Regions from separate parts of the Homo sapiens genome. Here region 1 is linked to region 2. The links are chromatin loops, found by intact Hi-C in ENCODE. Cell type or tissue: B cell. All regions are shown on one strand. Each heading gives the region's core, and the rest is flanking DNA. Links, peaks and the distances in the headings are about the cores only.

The links. A loop is a pair of places that touch in the nucleus more often than their neighbours do. Peaks named below come from ENCODE experiments on the same cell type or tissue, not always from the same donor. Only the 100,000 strongest peaks of a DNase experiment are listed, where the experiment ranks them.
Region 1: it touches region 2 in a loop (4-fold over the local background); 4 of 110 quality-filtered maps call a loop at or near these places.

Annotation. Positions count from the first base shown.
Region 1 is chr11:83,718,531-83,731,362 of GRCh38, forward strand. The region is part of intron 18 of DLG2 (discs large MAGUK scaffold protein 2); the gene reads right to left. It overlaps DLG2-AS2 (DLG2 antisense RNA 2), which reads left to right. Exons shown (of 12, transcript NR_187249.1): 11 at 2,300-2,455; 12 at 6,662-6,860. Among named protein-coding and RNA genes, the nearest start is that of DLG2-AS2, 87 kb to the left of the region's middle. In B cell, for the core only: a CTCF peak has its summit at 5,610 (motif pointing left); DNase peaks (open chromatin) are centred at 5,561 and 7,401; H3K4me3 peaks cover 713 bases; H3K27me3 peaks cover 614 bases.
Region 2 is chr11:82,711,777-82,724,608 of GRCh38, forward strand. No RefSeq gene overlaps it. Among named protein-coding and RNA genes, the nearest start is that of FAM181B, 16 kb to the right of the region's middle. In B cell, for the core only: CTCF peaks have their summits at 6,619 (motif pointing right) and 6,824; a DNase peak (open chromatin) is centred at 6,625.

The sequences.
Region 1 (12,832 bases), core at 2,578-10,577, 1.0 Mb after region 2:
AGAAAAAAAAAAAAAAAAAAAGAAAGAAAAAAAGAAATATCCCATGTTATGGAAACAATCAGCAGCAGTTCTTGATGGCTGGAAGATTGAGGAAATGACAATGGGTTTCTTATTTTAGCGAGGTAAGTATATTGGCAGGGTGGAAAATAGACTGAGAGGCTGAGAGGGAGGTGAAGTTGGGGAGCCCAGTTAGGCAGCTGTTATAAAAACTTAAGTCAAGATGAGTAGGATTACTCTCTAAGAAGACAATATTGAAGAAAATGTTGCCCTGGGGTAAAAAGAATAAGGAGCAACTGGGTTCTAATACACCGTAGGGCCAGCTTGCATCTCCTAGCCCAATCCAGTCACCAGGCAAGTGAAGGTCACATTCTTGTCCAGACAACTGCAGCTGGGACTAGTTTTGATCTCAGATTCCAGCACCTATAGGCACCAGAGCAGCAATTCTCAATCCTGCCCATTCTTCACCTGGGAAACGTTTTTTAAATGCAGGTGCCTCAACTCTACTTCAGACCTACTGAGTGAGAATCCCTGAAAGGAGCTACAGTTTAAAAATACCCTGCACAGCCAGAACTGAGAGCCATGGCCCACACAGCAGTCAGGCCTAACAGTGACTCTTATTTGGTGTCTTTCTGGAAAAGTCTGTAGGTGTATGCATATGGCACTTGGGACACATTGTAATGGATGCAGTGTTAGAGGACTGAGAAGCCCATGAAGCAAGCTGCTTTTTCCAGGGGAGACATCACTATTAGCAGAAATGGAAGAGACGCCCTGCCACTATGTGACTTGAGTGTTTTGATCTTGAGAGATTTGAACATACCTCTGAGCACACTCAAAGGAGATGTCTTAGTCCATCTGTGCTGTTATAAAAATAAAAACAATTCTGAGGCTGGGTACTTTATAAAGAGATTATTTTGGCTCACAATCCTGCAGGCTGTACAAGAAACATGGCACCAGCATCTGCTTCTGGTGAAGGCCTCAGTGTGCTTCCACTCCTGGCAAAAGGGGAAGGTTAGCGGGCATGTGCAGAAGTCAAACAGTGAGAAAAGAGGCAAGGTGGAAGTAGGTTCCAGGCCCTTTTTGGCAACCAGCTCTGAAGGAATTTACTCAGTGACCCCAGGGAGGGCATTAATCTATTCATGAGGGATCTGCCTCTGGGACCCAAACAGCCCCCATTAGGCCCTACCTCTAACAGTGGGAGAAAATTACAACGAGAAGTTTGGCGGGCAAAAATATCAAAACTATAGCAGGAGGTGTTCCAAAAGAATTTGGGGGACTGACTCTATAAAGAATATAATACAGGTTCTTAATCATCAATGACAGTCAATAAGGAGACAGGAGAAAACACCAGTCTTAGCCTTTGTTCCCGACAAACAGACTGGATAACTTCCATCAAGGTGAATCTGTATATTACATGCTATCTCCACATCCAGAACTCTTGTATACTGTGAATAAGAAAATCTTAGTAAAAAGAATGACTTTCAGCCGGGCGCAGTGGCTCACGCCTGTAATCCCAGCACTTTGGGAGGCCGAGGTGGACGGATCACCTGAGGTCAGGAGCTCGAGACCAGCCTGGTCAACATGGCAAAACCCCATCTCTACTAAAAATACAAAAAATTAGCTGAGCATGGTGGCTCGTGCCTGTAGTCCCAGCTACTTGGGAGGCTGAGACATAAGAATCACTTGAACCCAGGAGGCGGAGTTGCAATGAGCCAACATCACACCACTGCACTCCAGCCTGGGTGACAGAGTGAGACTCCATCTCAGAAAAAAAAAAAAAAAAAAAAAAAAAAAAAAAAGAATGACATTCACTTAAGTTATGTAAGTTATGCCTGAGAAGCTAAAACCATTTCTGTTTCTCAAGCTTTTCCACTACAAAAGGTACTCCAAGTGTATTGTGTTCTTTACCTTTTTCAAGATTCTCAAAAGCCCAGGGAAATAATAATTACAACCTACAGATGGAAGAATGAGGTTCTAAAAGCTTCATAGGCTTAGTAAAGACTATATAAAGTAACTTGGGAAAGCTCACAGAGCTAAGAAGTGATGGATCTCTCCCTGAACCCATATCTGACAAAGCCAATGCTGGTAACCACCACACTGTAAATACTTACATATCTCCAGAATTCACAGTCCGTCTTGAATATTAACACATTGAAATGAAAGAGTAAGTAAAGTTTAGGATTATCTTTGACTCCCTTCTTCAGCCCTCCCTTTTTTTTTTTTTTTTTTTTTAATTACCAGAGAGTAGGGCCAGGGAAGAAGCTTCTCTAACTCAAGAACCCTCTCTTCTGCTGCTCACCAGGTCTGAATAGCCCTTGTGAAGGCAGCATTTGAGAGAACTTCTCTGCCACATGCTGATTCCTCTCACCGCGGGAAGAAACCAACCTACCCTGGGGAGCCTGAGAGCTCTTTGAGTATCTGGGGGTGAATCAACTAATCTGATTAATTGTTTTCAGAGGTGAGGAGCTGGGTACTGAGGAAGGGAAAATTTTGATGAGAAAGAATCTGGGCCTTTAGCATGTGAAACATGAGGCTCAGAATTTAATGACTTGTTCAAAGGGAGATTTTTAATAGACATGCTTTAACCAGCTATTTTGGACATCTTATACAGGTGAGAAGAGAAGGGGGATAGCAGTTGGCCAAGCTATAAGGACACTTAAAAGGACACTATAAGACTGCAAACCAGATCAGTGTGAACGTACAAGTTAATTAACTCATTTAACAGACCCTTACTATTGAGTAACTACAGACATTTTTTATTTGCATGGTTCCAATATGCATGAATTTTCATTACCATGATTTGAGTAGTTCCAGTCCCCCAACAACACAATTCAAACTTTAGCTACCACAATATATTAAGTATGAGTGATTGCATAAGGCACAAACCTGCTACTAGCTCTTCAATTCACAAATTTCTACACAATAACACATGCGCATCATCATCAGTGACTCACGTCAGTTCTTTCAAGGTCTGTCAGTGACTGGTCACTGAGCACCTGCTATTCACTTCACAACACAGACAGTAAAGCATACTTGTTTTGCCTCCTTGTCTCCAGTGATAAATCCACAGACATTTTACAAAAATGGATAATTCAAAGAGGGACTTTGTCAGCAATGAGGAAAGCACAGCAAGAAAACAAAAAGTTATAATGCTGTAAGTGAAATTTAGATGCGACAACGAATTATAGAAGATACAGCTGACTATGGGAATGTCGACCTCAACGCTCATTGAGAAATTCCACATATGCAGCCAGAGGAACTTACTGAAGGCAAACTTATGAATATAAATAAAGAAGGTGGCTGGGATATAAAGGATGAAAATGTCCCAGAGAATATGATACTGGCAAAAAAATTTACATTGAAGAACTCTTGTAGGTATTTCAAAACACAAAGTGCAAAGGATAAAAGGTTGCCAGATGATTAGAAAAAAGTGTGACAGTTTGCCAAGGCATATAAAAAATACTTGCTCTGTATCACAAGTTATATGACTGACAAGAAGAAAAAGGCAAGTACTATTCCAACTACTCTTTTTTCCAAAGAAATATAATAATTTTCACTGTTTCTAATATTTTAAAGAATAGCATACTAATAAAATATTATTTTACTATTTTTTATTTCCCTATATATCTAACAAAAAGATAATTTTTAACGTTTTGACAAAAAACTGGAAAGTTTATGGGTCAATCATAGTTTTTCTCATTGATCATTATGGTTTCATTCTTATGGTCTCCCACTGCCATGCAAAGTAAGAATTTTCCTGTTTTAAGTGCCAAGCATAAGAAGACATGGTCCCTACCCTCATGGTGGTCTTACGGCAACAATTAATTCTAAAAATCTGTGATTGTTCTATTTAATAAGGGTGCTAGCCTAGCTCAAGGCACTCATAAAGCCTGTAGAGGAGTTGTGGGAAGTAAATTTGGTAGGGGATATGGAGAAAGTAGCAAAGGAAGTACTGATGGGGGTGAGCTCCAACTCTGAGGAAAATGCAAATCTCTCCAGTCCAGCAAGTTTACCTCCTCACCTCCAGAGGCGGGGTGGGGAGTGACTCCAGGCTGGTTTTTAAACTGGCTGCCAACTGCTCAGCTGTAATGCCAGATACATATTAATTGCCAACAGAAAGCAGAGACACAGGTTCAAGTTCCTTCTCAAAAGTAATACAGAAACTTGAAATGCTAACAAGTGCCACCTTCAGCCAACTTAGGTGAATAAACTTTCTTAAAATCAGTACAAAATGTTTGGATGCAAGTCTCTTAGTCCCCAGAGCCACAGAAATGCAAAGAAGCATCAGGGGCTGTGACAATATATGTTCTTAAGGAAATACAGTTATAGGAGCATATGAAATGACGCATCTGGCTTTATGAGCTGGCAATGATTTTTAAGTCCAGAACGTATGTTACATTGCACTGTTTTTCCATCATAAAACATTTAAAAAATTTTATTTATGGCCCCTACCAGAAAGATGTGTGGCTATGTTACATGCATGTGGATGCAATTAGGAACAAAGCCACTAAGAGGTAGAAGGTTCATTAGGATTCATCTTGTCCAACTTCTCATTTAAAAAACAACAAAACGGCCAGGGGTGGTGTCTCAAACCTGTAATCCCAGCACTTTGGGAGGCCGAGGAGGGCAGATCATTTGAGGTTAGAAGTTCGAGACCAGCCCGGCCAACATGATGAAACCCCATCTCTACTGAAATACAAATATTAGCTGGGCATGGGGGCGGGCACCTGTAATCCCAGCTACTTGGGAGGCTGAGGCAGAAGAATCGCTTAAACCCAGGAGGCGGAGGTTGCAGTGAGCTGACATCGCACCACTGCACTCCAGCCTGGGCAACAGAGTGAAACTCTCTCAAAAAATAAAAATAAATAAATAATTAAATTGAAAACAACAAAACAACAAATGAGGTGAATTTAGTCGAAGGAGGCCAACTGCCTAGCTCCATAGTCAGATTCCTGCATCATAATAACAACAGCTGACATTGAGTGAGTATTAGTTTGTGCTGGGTGCAATGCTGTGGGTTTTACCAAAGAAGCATTATCTTGGGGGGCCAGAAATAGTGGCTCACGCCTGTAATCTCAGCACTTTGGGAGGCCAAGGCAGGTGGATCACCCGAGGTCAGGAGTTTGAGACCAGCCTGGCCAGCATGGTGAAACTCTGTCTCTACCAAAAAATACAAAAATTAGCCAGGCATGGTGGCACATGGCTGTAGTCTCAGCTACTCAGGAGGCTGAGGTGAGAGAATCACTTGAACCTGGGAGGCGGAGGTTGCAGTGAGCCAAGATCGCACCACTGCACTCCAGCCTGGGTGAAAGAGTGAGATCACATCTCAAAAAAAATAAATACATAAGTAAAAATAAAAAGCATGAACCTCAGAAATTGTAAAATAGTTACTACTACCATTATCATTTTACAGGTTTATGTTATTCAGCTAACCATGAGAGAGCTGGGATTTGAATTCAGGCAGAATAATCTGAGCTGACATTCTTAACTATGAAGCTATGATTGTTAAAAATTATCCTTTCCAGTTACTTAACTATGTGGCCCAAAATAAGGTAACCGTGCCCCCTGGAGGATGTTAGAGTCTAGCTTTCCATATACTACTACTAATCTTTAAACAACCACCAGAACGTACTACCCATTTTACTGATAAGAAAACTGAACGCGTAAAATAAAATGGTTTCCCAAGGTTGCACAGTTTATGATTGGTGAAAGCAGAATTCAACATTCAAGTCTGTCTGGTTCTTTCACACACATAAGCCTGGCTCCCTGGATTAGAACTAGGCTCTCCCGAAGCACGCTCTCTGGTTTCTGTTTGAACAGGACTTGCATACATTAAATGTCTGATCTGAAATCAATGTGGATCCAGGTATTGCTGGAACCAATTTAAGTCTAAAGCAAATATTTCACATTCCTTAATCAATCTCTCTCTCCGTGTGTGTGTGTGTGTGTGAGAGAGAGAGAGAGAGAGAGAGAGAGAGAGAGAGAGAGAGAGAGAATATCAAGAGTCTAGCAGTTCACATGAGATAATCCTGCTGAAGAGGCCAGTGGTAAATCAAACTCAGAGTGTGATTCTGAGGTTGCATTTAGTTGAAGGAGGATAAAAATTCACTGATTGTTGTTCTCACAGAACACAGATAGCAACAGACATGAAAACAGAGCCACTGTAGAAAATGCCTGCAAGCAGTGGCTACTAACAAACGGCAGGGAAAGGCTGTTTTAGGAAGGAAAGGGAGGAGAATCTGCTGCCCTCTTTTCATTTTACTGGCCACACCTCCCCCACATGGTCTGTCAAGAGAAATGGGTCTGAGAAAAGCAGCATGATTCTCACCACAGCTCTTTAGCAAGTTTCCAGGGGTTTTCAGCATAGCAGGCAGCTGCTTCCCAAATTCAGCTCTGTTCCCTCCTCCTGGTTGAGCTGCTTGGTGTATAAACTCCGCCTGGCCAGCACACACCTCCTGACGCTCTTGAGTGGTGGCCAAAGCCTGTTAGGAGTGAAGCAGGTAGGGCTACCTTCCCAGGCTAGTGGCAGAGCTAGTTTGAGATGCTTTGCAACACAAACAAGCCAATTTGAAAGATGGGATTATTTTCTCCGTTTTAAACGCTGTAACAAATCACTTTCCAGATGTTGGCTATCTCACTCACCTCTTTTTCTTTCTCTTCTCAGTTAAAAAGGCTTAGTCCTGGAAAAGTCGAAGAGGTGAAAACCTGCCTGGGGAGGCTGCTGAAGGACGCCAGGAAGAATTCTTATCTCCAAATTCAATCCTGCCTCCCAGCTAGCTGCTGGTGTTTGAAATTCCAACTCTGAAGTGGTAGTCTGGTATCTTCTTTTAAAATGTGGAAGAGAGTAAACAAAGTTATTCACAGCGTAGTGTTAATTCTTCAGCTGCAGGCTGGAATCTGCTGGCTCCCCTTAGGCAGGAAATGCCTGCTTAAATCGTCCCTTAGGTGGGAAGAAAATTCAAAAAGGGAAGGTTTATGGAGGCGGACTTTCACTAATTTCACCTTTTTGCGTGGCAAAACCAAGTCAAGAAATAAGGTCCTCTCAATCTCAGAAATTAATCTTTGTCTTCATTTAATTTGAACCAGGAAAACTTGTAATGCCAACATCAAGACTTTGTTAGTTAAAGCTTTTCTTAATATTTTAGGATGAATAGCTAAAACTTGGAAACCAGGACGATTTAGATTCCTTCCTAAAACCATTTTCCAGGTACGCTTAAGGACTTTTGTTTTGATGTGTGCTATATATGCATTTGAAGCCAAAGCACAGATGTTGATATTCATGTTTTAATGGTTGGTCATTTGATTAAGCGGAGCTCAGACATTTTCACTTTCCCTCTCAATATTATCACTGCAGTTCGGTTTAACAAGGCACTATTTCCCAGCACGGTCTACTGCTACCCAAATCAGCTGTGGTGGTCACCATGGTAACCACCCACTCATTTTTCCCTGTTATTTCACTTTATAACACTTAAAGAGCAGTGCACAGGCTAAAAAACCCTATGAGGGAAAAAAAAGTCCCTCAAATAGGAGTCAATCAAGCTCACCTGAGATGCAAAGTCATCTAAGTGTAAATGTTTTATTTTTTAAAAAAAATCAGCTGTGAATGTATTCATCAGAAACAAATGATCACTAGGAAAACAGCACTGAAAAGTTGAATCTGCTCATTGCTTGGAGACTAAAAACATTTTAAAAGTGTTTTTTAGGGATAAAATGGGGTTAACACTAACATTTCTAACTAATCTTGACAAAGGGCTTCCCTCGATGGGATTGAAAGCTGTGGAAGTCTCCAGGGTTTTAGGTTAAATCATAAAACTAAACAAGGTCTGTTTAAACCACACCTACGAGCTTGGGATTGTATTTTTCTATATGAATTTCCTTCCCTCCCCACACAAAAATATTAGGAGAAAAGTTTTTTAAAAAGAACTTTCTTTCAAAGCAGTATTTTGCTCATTTATTTTATGATTGGTTATTGAGTCTGCCAATCATACGTCTAAATGACAAGGAGGTATGGGAAATCAGATGAGTCACTGAGCCAGGCAGGAAGGCAGGTATTCAATCAAATCCCCCCAAAAGATAAGGGCTGCACAAGTGTAGACCTGTAGACCATCTCTCTGTTAGACACAGGTATTTGACCATTGCCAAACAGGTCAGCCACAAGTGGAAGCTAATCTTGACAGCAAGTCAGTTATTGCAGACCCTGAGAGACATCAGATCTGCCTGAAAACAAACAAACAAACAAACAAACAAACAAACAAACAAACAGTGCTTTGAGGAGTATCATGAAGACTTTCCGTTTCTCTGCAGGCATCCTGATAGCATGCCCCTTTTGGCTCCTAGAAAGACAATAATGACCCCTTCAGATGAACACTCTCTTCCTGCCCACAAATGCCTGTTGCATCTAAGACAGGTGTCTTACCTCTTCCCAATCACCACCACGGATAAAAAATAATTGAAAATGATTCTCCCACCATTGCAAAATGATTCTACTACTTCTAGTAGAGAACTTCTGGTTTTCAGGGATCAGGACTCTCCAATTCCTCTGCTCACTGAGGTTGAGATTCAGTGTTGTTTTAACAATATAAGAGCAGCTCCTATCACTTTTCAAACTGAACAAGCTTATTTTCATAGCCTCTACATAGTCTACATAGATAATTTTATTCAACACAATCAACAGTCCACTCATTCCCTGGTTGAGATTGCCTAGGGACAGATTTTGAGGGTGATGCCGATAAGTAAGTTGTAAGGGACCTCTTAAACAGACAGGAGACTTGAGGGACCCAGGGTTCCAGAGTCTGTCCTATGTAGAGGCCACAGTGATTGTTGTTCACAGCCATTATCAGCTGGTCCCTCTCCACCTTCCACTCCCCACCACCCAAGGCTAATGTGGTGCACAGGGGAGAGGTTTATAGGGAAAACTCAGTGGATTCAGGTGCAACAGGTGCCCTTGGACTGTGAGTAATGCAAATATTGACATCTGGAAAGCCTGGAAGAGTCATTATTACTTGGCTCCCCTTTGCCTTCTACTGGACACCTCTTCCTTCCCAAAAGTTCCCAGGATTTCTTTGTGACTTTTCCAAAGCTCCCTGCTTCCTATTCTGTTCAAAAGTCTCTCCAATTTTAATATAGTCCATGTAAAATATAAAATGGGTGGAGTGGATGGAGTGCAAAGCTATCAGATTTGTTATTTGATTTAAAGTTTAAGACTAGGGAACATGGAGACTTGGTTCTAGTCCAACCTCCGAAAAATCCACTTCGGTGATTTTAGTCAGATTATTTTCACTTGGCTTTTTCATCTATCAAACTATAAATTTAGTGAGATCAAACAAAAGGAAGTTCTCTGTAAAGTTAAAAGTTTAGTTCAAATTTTAAAGGCCACAGAACTATTATACAGCTGAAGTCATACTATAGATTGGAGAGTTCAGCCAAATTCATGGATTTTACAGGGCATAAAGTCTTTGGTTAGTGGTATCACAATTGTAGTGATATGAACTAGAATCTTCAGCCTCAAACCTCCACATCTAATCAGGCACCAAATCCCATTAATCTTACCTCCAAAATGTCTCTCTACTCTGTATGTCCCTCTGTTGCCACTGCCACTGTCATGAATGCTACTCTCTCCAAACTTGCTCCTTCCCTCTTATGTCACGTTCCCTTAGTGCATTAGCCACACCAGCAGTCAGAGGACTCCTTCTAAAATGCTCACCTGATCTTGTCTCTTCTCTGTTCAAATCCATTGCTGACTCCCCATCAACTAAAGCGCAAAGCCCATGTTTTTAGTAAAGCACATGACACCTTCACAATTTTGCTTCCCTAATAGCCTCTCTTCTCACCATCTTCTTCCTAGAAAACTTGGTGACTTTATACAGACAGCTCTTTCTTCTTTTTTGTACACTCACTTTATTCATTCTTCTAAAACACACTCAAACACTGCTGCCTCTGGGAATCCTTCCAAACCTCACAGACTGAGATAATGACCAACCCACTATTCCCATAGCATTTCCTATATGCCTGTTATTCCAGCATTTCTCACACTATCCTGCAATGTTTTGGATCCTTGCTTGGCTGAAGGTTCCACTGGTATGACCCAACATAGCATTTCTGATGGCCTGGTTTGAATAACTCACAAAGGACTTTGCACAAATCCCGGACACATCTAAGCAGTTCTGGGGCAAGGAGTCATTCTTCCCCTGCTTTCAGCAATGTCATGCCAGCAACACTCTTGTCTTAGGCCTAAATCACAGGGCCTTCCTCCTTGAAATAGGTTCAGTTCCTGGGAATCCATTTGGTCCCTGCACTTTAACTTACAACTGAACAGGGATTTAACAGCACTTATGCCAGTGTTTGCAAAACCGTGATACACAGTTGTCTTGCCCAGGAATAAATTAAGGTTGGTAGAATATTGTTGTCCTGTTTTATTTTTCTTTCTTTTTTCTTTTTAAAATTCTTTCCTTCTACAATGCAGGCATGATTATAAGCATTGTTACTTCCACTAGGTAAGTTCCAAGATATGCTACTGTGAAGATATCTTAATAAATTATTTTAGACAATGCTAGGTAAGAAAAAGTCCCACCCAGGAAAGACATGTGTAAGTCTGTAAAGTATATATTTCTTATTTATCAACTGCTTAACAGGCAAAGTTAAAGGTTTAAATTCTGATGTTTGGACGTTCATTGCCACTAAGGATAATATTGTAAGTTATTCTGCAAATGACTCTAAATACAACATTTAATGGTGGGGTGGACATCTTTCATTCAAATCTAAAGCTAAGGAAGGGAAGTGGACCTTATTAGGCAGAAGTTTCCTGTGGTACTTGTGACAGTTACTGAATGAAAAACAAAGGTAGAGTTTTTCAAAAGCATATTTCAAGCATACAATCTCCGTGTGGGACAGCCCGAGCCTTCCTGAAAATGAAGCACTCCAAGCTTCCTCAGGTTAATCAAGTCTAATAATACAGGAATTACTCTTCCTCAGCTGGGTACTTAAATCATGAGCCTGGAGATAGTACACATGTGGAGGACCTTCCAAAATGGACTATAAATCACATCACCTTGCATTAAGTTCTTCAAACCAGCTGGACCAGCCTTCACCATTCTCTGTGAGCTGAAAAATACAGGATCATAGTTCGCAGGGCTGCAGATAAAATTCTGCAGCAGTCAATTCGGTGGAATTGATGAAGGTGGCAGTAAATTCAGTGGAGATTCTATACATTAGACTCCAGTCTGGGCAAAGTTGAATTGGCAGTCTTTGTGCATCTTAATAATTGAATGTTTTATAGTGAATCTGAGTTGCCCATTTCTATACAGATTCATTTATTGCTAAATGAACATATGACCATTAAAATATATCTTCATTTAAGAAGAGTGAGCATGAAAGCATGATACTTTATACACAATAACGTCAGATCAGAAACCAAGTCACTTGTATCAGAAAAGTAAACCGCTTTATAGAACCAAAAATAAAACAAAACAAACTTTTTTTAATTGTAGAAACAATTGGAGTTTACTAAGTAAAAATACAAGAGATTTTTAAAGAAAAGATATTAGAACAAAATAGATATTGCTACTCAGGGTCAATCATTGTGAGTATATTTGTCATTTCCTTCTAGGTGTTTTTTTATGGTTTTTTTTTTTTTTTTTTTTTACAATGTTAAGGTCACACTATATCAAAAAAATGTTCACTTTACTGTTTCATCTGCTATAATTGCACACATTTTCCTGTTAATACCTCTTTGTCAGAAACATTTTAATAACTCCTTAAAATTTCACTGAGTAGATACCTTGTAAATTACTTAACCATTTCCACTTGTTGAAAATTTATAATACAATATTTCAAATTTTAAGAACATATACTTAAGCTATAATGTATATGATTGTGGGAGACCGGAATATGCCTCCCCAAAATATAAAGAATTACTGAGCTAAAGACAATCAAGAAGAAGCAGATGTGGGAAAACTCTCTGCCCTCCATTTTCCTAAAAGCAGCACATAGATTTACAAAGACAAAGGTATTCTCCCCCCATCCCTGCTTTTCTACCAGGGAGAGCAAAGGTTAACCACTGAACACAACTTTGGACCCTCATCAGCCTGGTCATGGTACCAGGAGAATCTACATTAACAAGCTTTACTAAGTAGCCTTTATCTGCCATTTATTTGGCTTCCTACAAACTGCTCGCTGTGCCTGAAGAGACTCAAAGTCCTTTTCCTTCATCTTGTCACTTCTCTAAAAATTTGCTGTTTCTCGTTGAAGATGTTACATAAGCTGAATTTCAAAGTCACTTCTTTGAGAATTACTCATGCCCTGGTTGTCGCCCATGTGTATATGAAACCAGGGGTCTGTTCCAACTAAGAACCTATAGGGGTCATTCTTCCTTTCTCAGCATGATTATTTCCAATAAGGGGGCCTTACTAGGTCCCTAAATTTTAGATGATGAAACAGAAATTAGCAAGGGTCAAAAACATCTAAATAAAGCTCATTTTATAGATAGGCTAGTGGTTATGAGTTTATTCTGTTGAGTTAGTATACTCATCGGCATTAAGTCCTGGTTCTGCTATTTCCAAGTGGCCCTCTGCGTTATGTAATTTCCCTACCTCAGTTCTCTTTCTTTTTTTCTTTTGTAAGTTCAGAGAAACAAGTGCAGAATGTGAAGGTTTGCTACATAGGTATACATGTGCCATGGTGTTTTGCTGTACCTAGCAACCCATCATCTAGGTTTTAAGCCCCTCATGCATTAGCTATTTGTCCTAATGCTCTCCCTCCCCTCTCCCCCCAGCCCCTGACTGGCCCTGGTGTGTGTTGTTCCCCTCCCTGTGTCCATGTGTTCTTGTTGTATAGGTCC
Region 2 (12,832 bases), core at 2,254-10,253:
TACATGGAGATCACAGTCCTGGGGCAACAATAAAGACATACTAAGCATCCTCTGTCCTACTTTTTAATGGGCAGATGGCTGCAATGATTCATTTATTAATCATTCTAGCCCAGGCACAGAGCAACTTTTATTGGGTCTTTCTGCCATGATTAAGCCATATTGATAAATATAGATCTCAATTTATCCTCCCAGTGTTGCAAAACTATATCATTGGGGACTGAATCCCCTAACATAATCCATGTTCAAGGTCAGCCTTGCACTAGAGTTCTGTGTATCCCCTTCCAGATAGTGAGAGAAGCACAAGGTCTGCCACATAATATTAACACCAACTCAGTGTCTGGTATATTGTGTGATAACCCAGAGTTTACAACTGCTCCACCCTTCTGGTTCTTTGCATGAATCTTGCATTGTCCTAAGCTTCAAATCCTGTTTGTGAGTGAGGATGGGGTCACAGTGACCGTCAAAATCCAAATTCGACACTTTCTCTCTTCCATCTATATATGCAAACTCAATTCCTGCAAAGTAACTGCAGAGTCTTTCTAAGAATCCCCAGAACATATCTCACCTGTGCTCAGGAACAAAGCCGGGCAACTAGCATGTGAGGTCCACAGCCTCTCTCCTCTTCCCACCCACTTCTTTCTTTCCAAGGAACATAGACCCAGAACCAGTGGGAACTACATGAGGAGACAAACTGAAAGAGAAGACACTACCAAGTCCTCCTTGCTGGGTCAAGTTTATTCAGCTTGGCGTCTTTTTCCCTAGGGATAGAAGCTTTTTAGGAGGTTCCTCAGACCCCCTGAGCAAACAGACTTCTGTTGAGTGAGACCCTCTATGTTAGCAGATAGCTGTGCCTCCTCAGACTAGTTTAGGCTGCTGTTCCTCGGGCTGGAAGTTCATCACAGCATTATTTGTGGAGACAGGGAGTTGGAGGCAATCTGGGTGTCCACTGGGTAAAACATAGTAGGTGTCTACCTTGGAGCAGAGCAGTCAGACGTAGTAGATAAGATGAGCACAGAACAACTCAAATGGGTCTCTAAAATACAGTGATGAGTGGCGGAAAGAATGGATGAAACAAGATATATAACACAGGACCACTTATGTGAATAAAAATACACATACACAAAACAATATGCATTTTACAAGAGTACATACCAAGAAGATACATATTAAACACACACGGTGGGGTGGAGAATGAGGAATGAAAATGGAATTAACAAATGAATGAACAGATGAATATATGTATACATATATAAAAGAAAAGAGATTTGCAGAGACCAGTGATGATGATGTACCTTCAACTGAAGAATATGATTACTTCAACCCTCTGCACTGAAGTTCCAACCTAAAAAAAGAAAAGAAGGTTTTGTGAATGGAGCATTTGAAGGAGAATGTAAGAGTGGCCAGATGGGTAAGGTGGACAGGTTATAGCATTTGATTTTTCCCAAGGGCAAGGTAGTTTAATACACTGAAGCAAGGCTGAATCCTGTGTCAATGCTGGGGTTTGCAGACTCTGAGTTCATCTGAATCACCTGGAGGGCTTGTTAGAAGACAAATTGCTGGGTCCACTGTCATAATTTCTATGTTAGATCTGGGGCAGGCTCCAAAATTTGCATTTTTATCAAATTCCTTGGTGATACTGATGCTGCCGGTCAGGGATTCTAAAGGCTTCTATTAGTCTTAGACTGGCAAAACTACTCACTTAGTGGGAACTCTCCTCATAGAGTGGGGGCTTCTCTGAATCATAAATTAGGAAAAGCAAGGGAGGTGGTAAGCTTCCTTTGTAATCTTTGAGTATTTTCTCTTCCTATCGTAATTTGCTTTAAAAGATGTACAAACATCCAGGGTGGGCCCCACCGCAGATTGCATTGGATTTAAGTAAATAAGTGTTTCTATATCCTCAAAAATAAGTAAAAACGGAAGAGTGAAAGAAATACAAAATATCTCTTTGTTATAGCAGAATTTCAGAATCTCTATATAATGATCAGAACACAGAGCAAGAACGACGAAGAGCAAACAGCTTAAAGATGAAACAGGCTAATTTTGTTTTAACCAAGCCTGGTACTGGCAAATCAGTGAGAGAGGAACTCTTCATCAAAGTAGCCCTCGATATCAAATAATACCAATAACAACAACATCATTGACTACGTGCCTGCTATGCACCAGTCACTGCGAAGTGCTTTGCATGGATTTAGTCCACCAATAAGGGAGATATCCTTAATACCCCTCTTTTTCAGATGAGGAAGCTGCAACTTATAGAGGTTAAGCATCTTGTCCAAGCCCACACAGCTGATAAATGAAGGAGTCAGGTTTTGAACATAAGAAATCTGAGCCCACACCCAGTGCTGTCTGAATCACGCTGTCTGATATAATTACCAGATTCCATTCTCAGCACCTTTGAAACAATACATTCGCACTCTCAAAGGCCATCGATGCGAAATTCCTTATTTTCCCTTGTGAGTGCCTCAGGTCTAAGATCTAACATCTTCTCAAGGGATAAAGAGAACACAAAATTATGGCTTCTTACCAAAATATATTTTCCCAGCTCTATCAGTCACAGTCTTAGCCAAAAACTGATGACATGCTCCAAGGGAGAAACCAAAGAGAGTTTCACAAAAAAAATACTACTTACAGATGTGTGGACGGAGGTAAGGGAGCCACTGAGGGATGGTGAAGACCCAGCGCCTAGAAACAGCAAGACGCCTTTACCACGCCCAGGCATGAGGAAGACAGGCAAGAAGCAGTGTTAGAGACCCTGGACGGAGCTGGAACCGCTAAGCTACCAAACAGGAAACGCAGCCTGCTGCAGGCAGAATTCCTGAGAATGTCCCCAGGAGTCCAAACCCTGTCCCCACCCTTTGAGTGTGATGAGGAATCCTTCCGTCATTGTGTTATGTTATATCTCACTAATGGCCTTTATCAATAAGGGAGATTATCCAAGTACATCACTCAAATCACACGAGCACTTAAAAGCAAATAACATTCTCCAGCTGGTAACAGAAGAGGAAAGTGGGAGGAGATGACAGAAAGATTCAAATTGTGAGACAGACTTGATGTGACGTTTCTGGTCCATTGAAGATAAAGAGAGGGCCATGTGGGAAGGAATAGAGGCAGCTTCCAGGAGCAGTGTGGAGCTTCCTTGCAGCTGACAGCCAGCCAAGAAATGCAAATCTCAGTCCGACAACCACAAGAACTGCATTCCTCCAGCCTGAATGAACTTGGAAGTAGATCCTCACCTCCACGTGAGCCTCCAGATAAGAACCAGCTCTACAAACACCTTGATTTCAGGCCTCTGAGGCCCAGAGCAGAGAAGCCAGCTGAGCCCACCAGGGCTTCTAACCTACAGAACTGCGAACTAATAAATGAGTGTTGTTTTAGGCCACTAAACGTGGTGATTTGTTAGGCAGCAATAAAACACCATTGTACAGCCAAAGAGGACACAGCTATTGCCAGAATTAGAAGCCAGTGCCGGGGAGGCAGGGAAATGGGCAAATCAAACTGTTTTCTCCTGCCCTCCATCCTCCTGCCAAGGCCGCCCATTGATCAGGCCACTGAAGTTAGTCTCCCGAGAAACTTCAGCCTCACTGCGAGCCATGGGTATGTTCCAGTCCCAAGAGCAAACTTGGATTTTGTGAACATGAAGTTTACACAGTTTTAGGGGTGAGCTCAAGAAATGACTAAAAAAGAGCACAAAATTAATTACAAAACTAAATACTAGTTTAAAATGAAAAAAGTAATAAATTATAAAATCTATCAGGTACCAAACATCCCAAAATTCAAAATACTGAAAAGTAAATACAATCACGTGTCACTTAACACAGGGATACATTTTGAGAAATGTGTCTTTAGGTGATTTTGTCATTCTGCAAACATAGAGTGTGCTACATAAACCTAGTTGGTATATCCTACTACATTCCTACGCCATATTGTCCAACCTTTTGCTCCTAGGCTACAAATCTGTACAACATGTTACTATACTGAACACTGTAGGCAATTGTAACACCATGGCATTTGTATATCTAAACATAGAAAAGTACAGTAAAAATACGATATTATAATCTTACGGGACCACTGTCCTAGATGCAGTCTGACACTAACTGAAATGCTATGCAGTGCACAATTGTATTTTTATTAATTGCTTTTTCTCCTGGACTTTTGACTATGTTGCCTGTAACTGCCCCTTCATATGATGACAATGGCTGTATAACATTTTCAATAGAGAGAATATAAAATTGTCTTACCTTTAGCATGAGTGATTGATTTTTTAAATTATTCGTCTTTCCTCTAGCATGGGTGATTAATAGTTTAAGAAAGTGTTTCTCACCTTCACAATTTGTAATTGGCTGTGCCATATAAATTTTTAGAATTGTTGTTATATGTGGGAAGAGGTCTATCAATTCTTTCATATTTGAACTGTAAGATTTCACTGTATTTCAAATTTTCTTATGTAGTGGCTAGTCTTAAATCATTCTTGAGTTGATTACACTCATTAACCAGTTTGTTGTTGATGTTCTTGCCATAGTGGCGTATTGTGAGCTTTATGGGTCTGAATTTTACACCAAATCAGCAAGAAATTGAAATCATTTCTGATGTGTGCATATGATTTACTCCTCTTCAGTAAATGGATTACCAAGTAATCCAAGAGCCTACTAACTATTTCTATTTGCAATTTATCTTTTCCTCTAATGAATTACTGTGCTGGGTACTATCTGAAGAATTTTTTGTTACAACTCACTTCTTAAAGTCAGGTCTTTTCTTATTTTTATCTCTTATTAATTGTTTTTCTTTAATATTCCATTACTTTTATCTGAATTTTCTCTCTGTTCTTTAATAGCTAAATTTAAAGTGTCAAAGAAGGTCCAAATCAAAAATCCATAATTTCTCCTTTTTCTATTAAGACATTCCAGAATATCTTTTGGAAATTCAATTTAAATGCTGTATTCAAGCTTTATCAACTAAGCTAGTCCCATGAAAAAAGGAGATAAAATATAAAGTATATTTAAAATTGTATATGGTTTTAAAAATTACCAAGTGTGTCCTGACAGGAATGAAATTCAATTTTGACAAAGCATCAATAAGAACTAAATTCTCTGCTTACAATTTTACACATCAGAATGGATTAGAAGAAATTTCTATAGACTAGTTTCTGACTCCATACATTTCAAGCCTTGTTTCTCCCCTCTGCTCACATTTTCCCTGAACCAGGCACCCTGAACAGACTCTATTATAGTACAACCTCTGACCTTGCATCATGTTTTCACAGCTGCACAGTGGGCAGAGTACTATCCCTGGAAACCATTCTTATACCAGAACAGCTAGCAATAACTCTGCATGAAAGAGACAGAAAACCACGACAATGCAACAACTACACTCAGACTAAATGTATCCCCACTCAACTTCCCTGAGCTGGGTCCCCAAAATGTCCATGCTTCCCCAACGCCATCCAACACAGAGTAAAATGTGATGGAGCGGAAGTTGACAAGGAAAGAGGCAGCACACCTAACCAATTGCATGCAGTTGAAAATATCTTACTTTTGCAAATTTCACAAAACATAACCATGAGAACACATTGCCAGGGGACCCCCCCCCCCACCCACTTCCTCACATGCACACCTTGGACCTTGGAAAGGGCCTACGCAAATGAAGATCCCTGAAGCTAGAGCTTCATTGGCTTCACGGTAAATCTGTCTCTGATTTTCATAGTTAACTTGACTAACAACAACTATATTCGTTAAGGTAACCCTAAATGGTATAACAAACAAACAAACACAAAGATGCATAATAGCTCAAAGACACTTAGAGGTTTACTTCTTGCTATGGAAAGTCCAAAAGAGGTGTTCTTCATGGACAGGTAGCTCTCCTCCAAGTGGTGACTTGAAGACCCAGATTCATTGCATCTTGTGATTCCATCTTCAACACATGAATCCCAAAACTGCCATGCTCATCTGCATCACACCACAAAAGGACAAATGACTTGGAGATTTCTATGTAGAGAGTTCTATGGACCAGACTCACAAGTGATGTGTATCACTTCCGCTCACATTCCATCACCTAAGACTCAGTCACAGGCCGGGCATGGTAATCTCAGCACTTTGGGAGGCAGAGGCGGGAGGATCACTTGAGGTCAGGAGTTTGAGACCAGCCTGGCCAACGCGGTGAAACCCTGTCTCTACTAAAAATACAAAAATTAGCCAGGCATGGTTGGGGGTGCCTCTAATCCCAGCTACTCAGGAGGCTGAAGCAGGAGAATCGCTGGAAGCTGGGAGATGGAGGTTGTAGTGAGCCGAGATCATGGCACTGCACGCCAGCCTGGGCGACAAGAGTGAGACTCCATCTCAAAACAAAAAAAAAAGACTCAGTCACATGGACACAACTAACTGCAAGCCAGGAGCTGAGAAAGGAAACCAAGGCTTTGTAGCAGCTCAAGTCTGTAGAGGTTCCCAGTTTTCCTCCAACATCACTCTGAAGTCCAGGGTTACAAGCAGGGACAGTGGACACTTACATCAATCCTTTTCTATGGTTGCCCGGGCAGGCACAAATTTAGGAGAGGAAAAAAATAAAATCCCTTTCCATTATCTCTGTTCCAGTGAAGTTACTGGCAAAAGCCAGCGTCGTTTGTATGTGCAACCACTAGATGGCTCTTTAGGCCTTTGGATTCCCCAAGTTTTTGTTAGATGCTTTTCAGCCAAGCAGTTTGAAAGGATTCTCCAGTCATCTGAGCAGAGTTATAAATGGCCCTATTCTTCCTAGCCTCACCCCAAGAATGGACCTGGGCCTGCCTCCACCTCGGGAGGATTGGCAACCAAGATAAAAGAGAAGTCAGTGCTGTTAAGCAGAGCATGGGGAAGTCCGTTGGAAGCAGAGACACTGAGCCCAGAAGGCTTGGCCAGAGGCGCAGCTCTGCTCAGAAAGCTCAGTGGAATGTGGCCTCACAGTACCTGTTTTATTGTCTGTTAAATAGAAAATACACTGCTACTTTAATTTAATACAGGTGTCCTGCTTTTCCAAGTGCCTTTACAAACACCGTCTACTTTTGTCCCCATAACATCCCAGTCAGGCCAGCATTAGGCATTATGGGTCCCACTTTGCAGATGGTGAAACTAAGGGACTAAAATGTCAAATAACTTGCCCAATGAGGTCACGAGGCAAGTTATCCTTTTCATGGTTTCGTGCTTTGCATTTTGTAAAACACTGCCAATGCTTTGGCTTCCTCATTTCTCACAACAGCATATGAAAGCAAGACAAGCATTGCCATCACTATCTTCATTCTATAGAGGGGGAAAAATGCTAAAATCTAGTGAGGTTGAAGCAATCTGTTCATCTTGGCAGCATTCATGCTATAACTCTCCTTTCCAGATCTCCCTGTTAAAATTAGATTTTCAGGCTTAACACCAATTACTTTTCTGGAACAAAAGGGCCAATTCTCTCCGCTTATGGTCACATACAAAGTATAAATATTTAAATTCTTTTTAAATTTAGAAAAGACTTCTTTTATCTCTTCTATAGTTTCTTTAAACATGAAACCATAATTTTCGCCAATGTCAAGATTAGCTCTGTCTTTTGCATGCTTTCGTTGTGCATTTTGTCAACTACGTGAATAAAGAGAACAGAAACATAAAGGCATTGACGGAGACTGAGGAGCAAGCAGGTAAGAGAATGTGTGGCCAGTCCTTGGCGCCTCTGTGAGAAGCATCTGGACAGAGCAGTGGCTTCCAACTGTGCTCACCCCAGGCCCAGCTGCATCAGTCACATCTGTGAGTCTGGGGAAGAACTGGGCTGTTTTTCAAGTCCTCCTCTTGTCCCAGGAGATTCAGAATCACAGGCAGCACTGAGGACAATTCTGTTCTCCAAAAGAAGATCCAGCACTAGAAGTCCACGGTTTGCTCTTCTGTTTGAAACTTGCCTCTTAGCCAAAGGAAGATGAAAATCTCAGAGGAAATATCAAAGTGACCTAAAAGTCAGCTACAAGTATTAAACACAGTCAAATACAGTTAAATAAATAACAGGACTTGGATCTTCCTCAGACTCCAGATGAAATGGAAATAAATTCATAGCTAAAGGGGAGATTTTATTCTCCAACCATTGGATTTTCAGATCCTACTGACATTTACTAAGGCCTTGCATTTGGCAAATGCTATGCTGGAGGCTGTTTATATTTCAGTTCATCTTCACAACCACCATGTGGAAACATCACATGTCTCCATTCTAGAGATGAGAACGAACACTGATACTCAGAAATGATGATGTGACTGTCCTATCCAGCACTAGTGAGCATCAGCATTGGTTACATCCAGGTCTTAGAAATAACAGTATCTACCAGTACCTGGGAACCTGCTATATGCCTGGCCCTCAGCAGTAGCTACCTACCTGATTTCTAATTCTCACACTAACCCTGAAAAGCAGGGAATATTGTTATTCCCACTTTCCAGATGAGAAAACTGATGCTTAGAAAGGTTCGGTAAGTCTACAAAATGGCATCAGTAAGAAAAGGCAGAGTGAAATTTAAACCGGTTCAGTCTAGGCCGGTGACCACTGCAGTGTGCCAATTCCAGGTCCAAGGCGGCTCTTGTAGCTGCTGCTGTTGTGTTGTTGTTTCACCACCTTTTACTGTCATTCAACTTGCTCTCAGCAGTTGGTGTGTAACCTGTAGAAACCTGTAGGAACAAAGGTAAGGTCCTCCCAGCTGAACGGTGGCCCTGCTCAGAGGAAGGATAATAAAGTCATGCTGCAGCGCTTCCTGTTTCCTCATGCCATTATATGGACAAGATTGGCTTTTCTTACGATGTTCTGGCAGCAACCCATGACCCAGACCTGTGCCAATGTGATTCAGATACCGTCCAAGTTCTGGGCTACTGTTCAAATATGTCCTGAGTTCCTCTGGGCCACTTTATCCCCTGCCATGTACTGAAATCCTGTTGCTATGGGCAAAATTGATTAAGAGATCAGATTCTGAGCAGCACTCTGCATCCAGATCTTGGGGGCCCTGGAACTCGCATAGCACAAAGCTGACCACCCACCACTGGGCCCTCGGAGGGAGGCCCGCTCCCCTCCAGGAGAAGAACCAGACACTCCAAACACGCTGGGAAGATGCACCATTCCTGCCAGGCTGCTGCGAGTCCTTTGTGTGGGGTATTGTTTCGTCTTCTGGGGTAAAGGCTCACTCTGCCATTGCTCCTTTACAAACCAGCTCATATGAAGGGGCCAGTTAGTCACGGATTCCGGGTCATTGTGGAGGGGTAGGATGTTTTCAATGGCAGTGGTTCCAGTACCTTTTAAATCCTGAGATGAAAATCCCAGGGCACCCAGAGCTCTTCCTCATTGGATGCAAAAGAGGGACCAGGAAGTTCAAGGCTCTTTTTCAGCTCTCTCCTGAGGCTTCTTATTCAACGAGGGTCTTTGTATAATGCTGGGGGCTTTACATATGACATCTAACACAGCCACAACCCTGTGCCATATCATTATTGCCATCTGACAGGAGAGGAAGTTAAAGCTCTGGTTTAGGGCATGTAGCTAAAAGGGAAAAGCAGCAATTAACAGTAAGCTCTGTCTAACTCCAATGACGCCAAAGATACTCCCAACCTGCAAACCTCTTTTCCAATGTAGCCAGGACCCACCAACAGCAGCCACTACTAGACAGTAGGGAGCTCTTGTTTAGTAAGAAAATTTGCCAGCTAGAATCACATAGGCAGGAACAGGAAATAAATTGTGAACACTGACAGGGCCTCCCTTAGAATCAAGGAGCCCCATAGTCAAGGGAAAGGATTTAAAAGAAAAAAACTGATGACCCAAGTATATCGCAGAAAAAGAAGAGGCGTGCTGATGGTGCTGGGTCCCAGAGGCACAGGTGCCAAAACCAGCCCTGACCCAGTGCTCCTAGGGCCTAGCCCCAAAGGAGGAGATCATCTTCCCACAATGCACATGGGGCCTCTGCAGCAAATGGGAGCTGCTGGCACCACCAAGTCTGTTCTGGGTAGGACCAGTTTTCAGTGGTGACTCAGGGCCACCACCAGCTTTATAGTGTCTTTGTGCAAATTTGTTTTCAAAAAGCCTTCCCCTTCCTTGGATGCACGGCTTGGTGACACTAGAGTAAGCATGAGCTGGACTTCAGTTTCCACTCATCTCCTTGGCCATGCTCGCTCGCACAGTGATGATCTGTACAATCCTCTGGTGCATGACAAACAATGATAGTAGCAGATTTAGCGACCCCAGTCCTAGACTCACTTGAAGAACAAAGCCAGCCTGAGTCCCCTGTTTTGACTTATCTGGTGGACTGGATAAACCTCCAGGGTTATGGCACACCCTGGGGAGAGGGGAAGACTGTAGGGAGAGATACTAAGGCTCTATACAAAAAAGGCAGGTAGGTGCTTGAGCCGTTGTGTGAACGTAAGAGAAACCTAGTCATTGCTGCCCCCAAATTGTTGAGTTGTTTGCACAAGTTATACTACCTCTCCTGTTCCAAGTCCCTGCTCACTGCATGCTATTCTCATTTGCATGCCATCTGTATAGGTAGATCCTAAGGTCTTTCCTGGTCAGGAGTAAACTGATTATGTTTCTCACTGAATGTTAGCAAGAGGACTTACAGTTTATAAACTGTAATCTCTTCTGAATTTGGACAGTGTGAGTCAATCCTCAAGCATTGGATCTGTTTTGTGGCACTGACTAAATAAATGCCAGATGGAAAATGGGCTTTAACCTAGGCATATGGTAGTAAATAGAACTGAATTCATGCTCTGAAGGCAAGAGTGCCCTGTTGAATTAACAATGTCTGGCATGACTACAGGAGTAAGGAGTAGTTCCTGCCATACATTTGCCAACCCTGGACCACATCAGATTTCTGCAAATGCCTATTAGTCCTTTCCCCATAGCACATATGCCCAGTCTCTTGTACTTTTATCACACACCATGTCCATTTCCTTGCCCATCTTTCCAATCATGATATCCCCAGCACTTAGCACCATACCTGCCCTAAGTGGGTGGCTTAATAAAAAAGTGTGAAATGAAAGAAAGATAACATCACTCATTGGAGCATCTCACAGAGTTATGAGCTTCTCCTTGTTCCCCTAGGACCTCATTTATGCCCTGGGTCCAGCACCTATCACACAGTGCTATAATTATATGTTGGTTGTCTCTCTGTCCCACAAACTTAGGTACCACTCGAAGTTAGGACCTGTATTATGTTCATCTCTGCATATTCACACCTATGCATGATGGGCACAAAAGAGAAGCTCTATAAAGTTGTTTGAATAAACAATTAAATTAATGTTTTATAAATGAATCCCCTCACCCAGGCAGTTTCCCTCACCAGAAATGTCTCCTCTGTCCAAGCTGTTCACCAAATTCTATGCATTCTTCCAGTCCTGCTCCCACCAGAGAATGCATTCTGACTTTGCATGTCATAAACCAGCAGCCTTGGCCACACAAGCTTGATGGAAATGGCATGTGAGCACATAAATTATTTAGTTTTGTTGAGAGGTCTTTCCATTAAGATAGGCTGACATTTCTTTACTACTATTTTCTATCTTGAGAAAAATAAAGTTATTTTTATACTGTTGCCAAACAAATAGAACCATGACTCATGTAGCTAATTTTGTGTGTTTTTAACAATTCCAGCAATTTCTGACTTTAACAAATACTCCTTCTGAGAAATGAAAGATGGGGTCTTTTGTGAGGTGGATGGTATAAAGAAACCCAAACAAGACTAAAGATATGATTAAGGCTGGGAACCTGAAAAGCTAATTAGTCATGAGGTCCTAGAGGCAAGTGGGACTTGGGCCTGTTTTAAGCTGGACTGGAACATGCATTTGCAAAGAGGAGGGGCAGGGGAGGCACTCAGAGTTGTTGGACTCCATGAAAGGGAGCCACATGAGAGGCAGTACTCTAGTTCCAAGGCATGTTTGATTCCCTTGAAGCAGTATCCTGAGCTCACAGTGAATCTGGCAGCAAGAAAGGATAGGATCTTGCCGATAGCAAAGACAACTGTCCATTCATATGACAAATATTTTAGTTCCTGTATGTCAGACACAAGTAGTCTCTGGGTGTACAATAGTAAACAGGAGGCACACAGTGGCTGCACTCACAAGCTTGAACCCTAGGGAAGAAGAAGGGTTCCAGGCCCCAGCTAAGTGATCCCAGCATCCCATGAGAGCTCCAAACTCAGCTGAACCTCAGTGGAAACCAGGGCAGCAGCCGTGTCATACACAGCACACATAAAGGGGACAGGGGAAAATTGCACCATCTAGAGCACACAGTTGCTTGCCAGCTTCTCCCCCGCCCGCCCACCCTCCCTCCACTGCTGGATACCAAGGTGGCCTTTAGACCCACCTCTTACTGAGGAACAGATTCCCCATGCACTGTTAGGACAGGCTCTTACTGGCCAGGTGCTGAGTATTTGCAGCTGAGTGGAGTTGGATGTGATAAGGTTCGACAGTAGCCTCAGAGAGCTTAAGAAGTAGCTACACTCAAACTCTGCCAGATATGCCTCATAATTACCTAAGCCTGGGCAGGAATGGAATTGCTCATTTGGCTCTCCAGCATTCTTGCTGCCAAGAGTCCACCCCTCAAATTACAGGCAGCTTTTAGACGTTTTGTTACATCTGTACGGAGCCCCTTTCCTGGTATTCACTAAAATAAAATAAATGTGGTTAAGGTTACATAGGTCCTTTTTAAGCACACGAAGCCTTGTGTGGCACAAAAAATAGGATTAATTTGTATTTGTGTTGATCTTCATTATTTGCTGTATTTTTAATTGCCTAGGACTGCTGTAAGAACACAAAAACTGAGTGGCTTAAAATACTATAAATTTGTTGTCTCACAGGTTTAGAGACAAGAAGTCCAA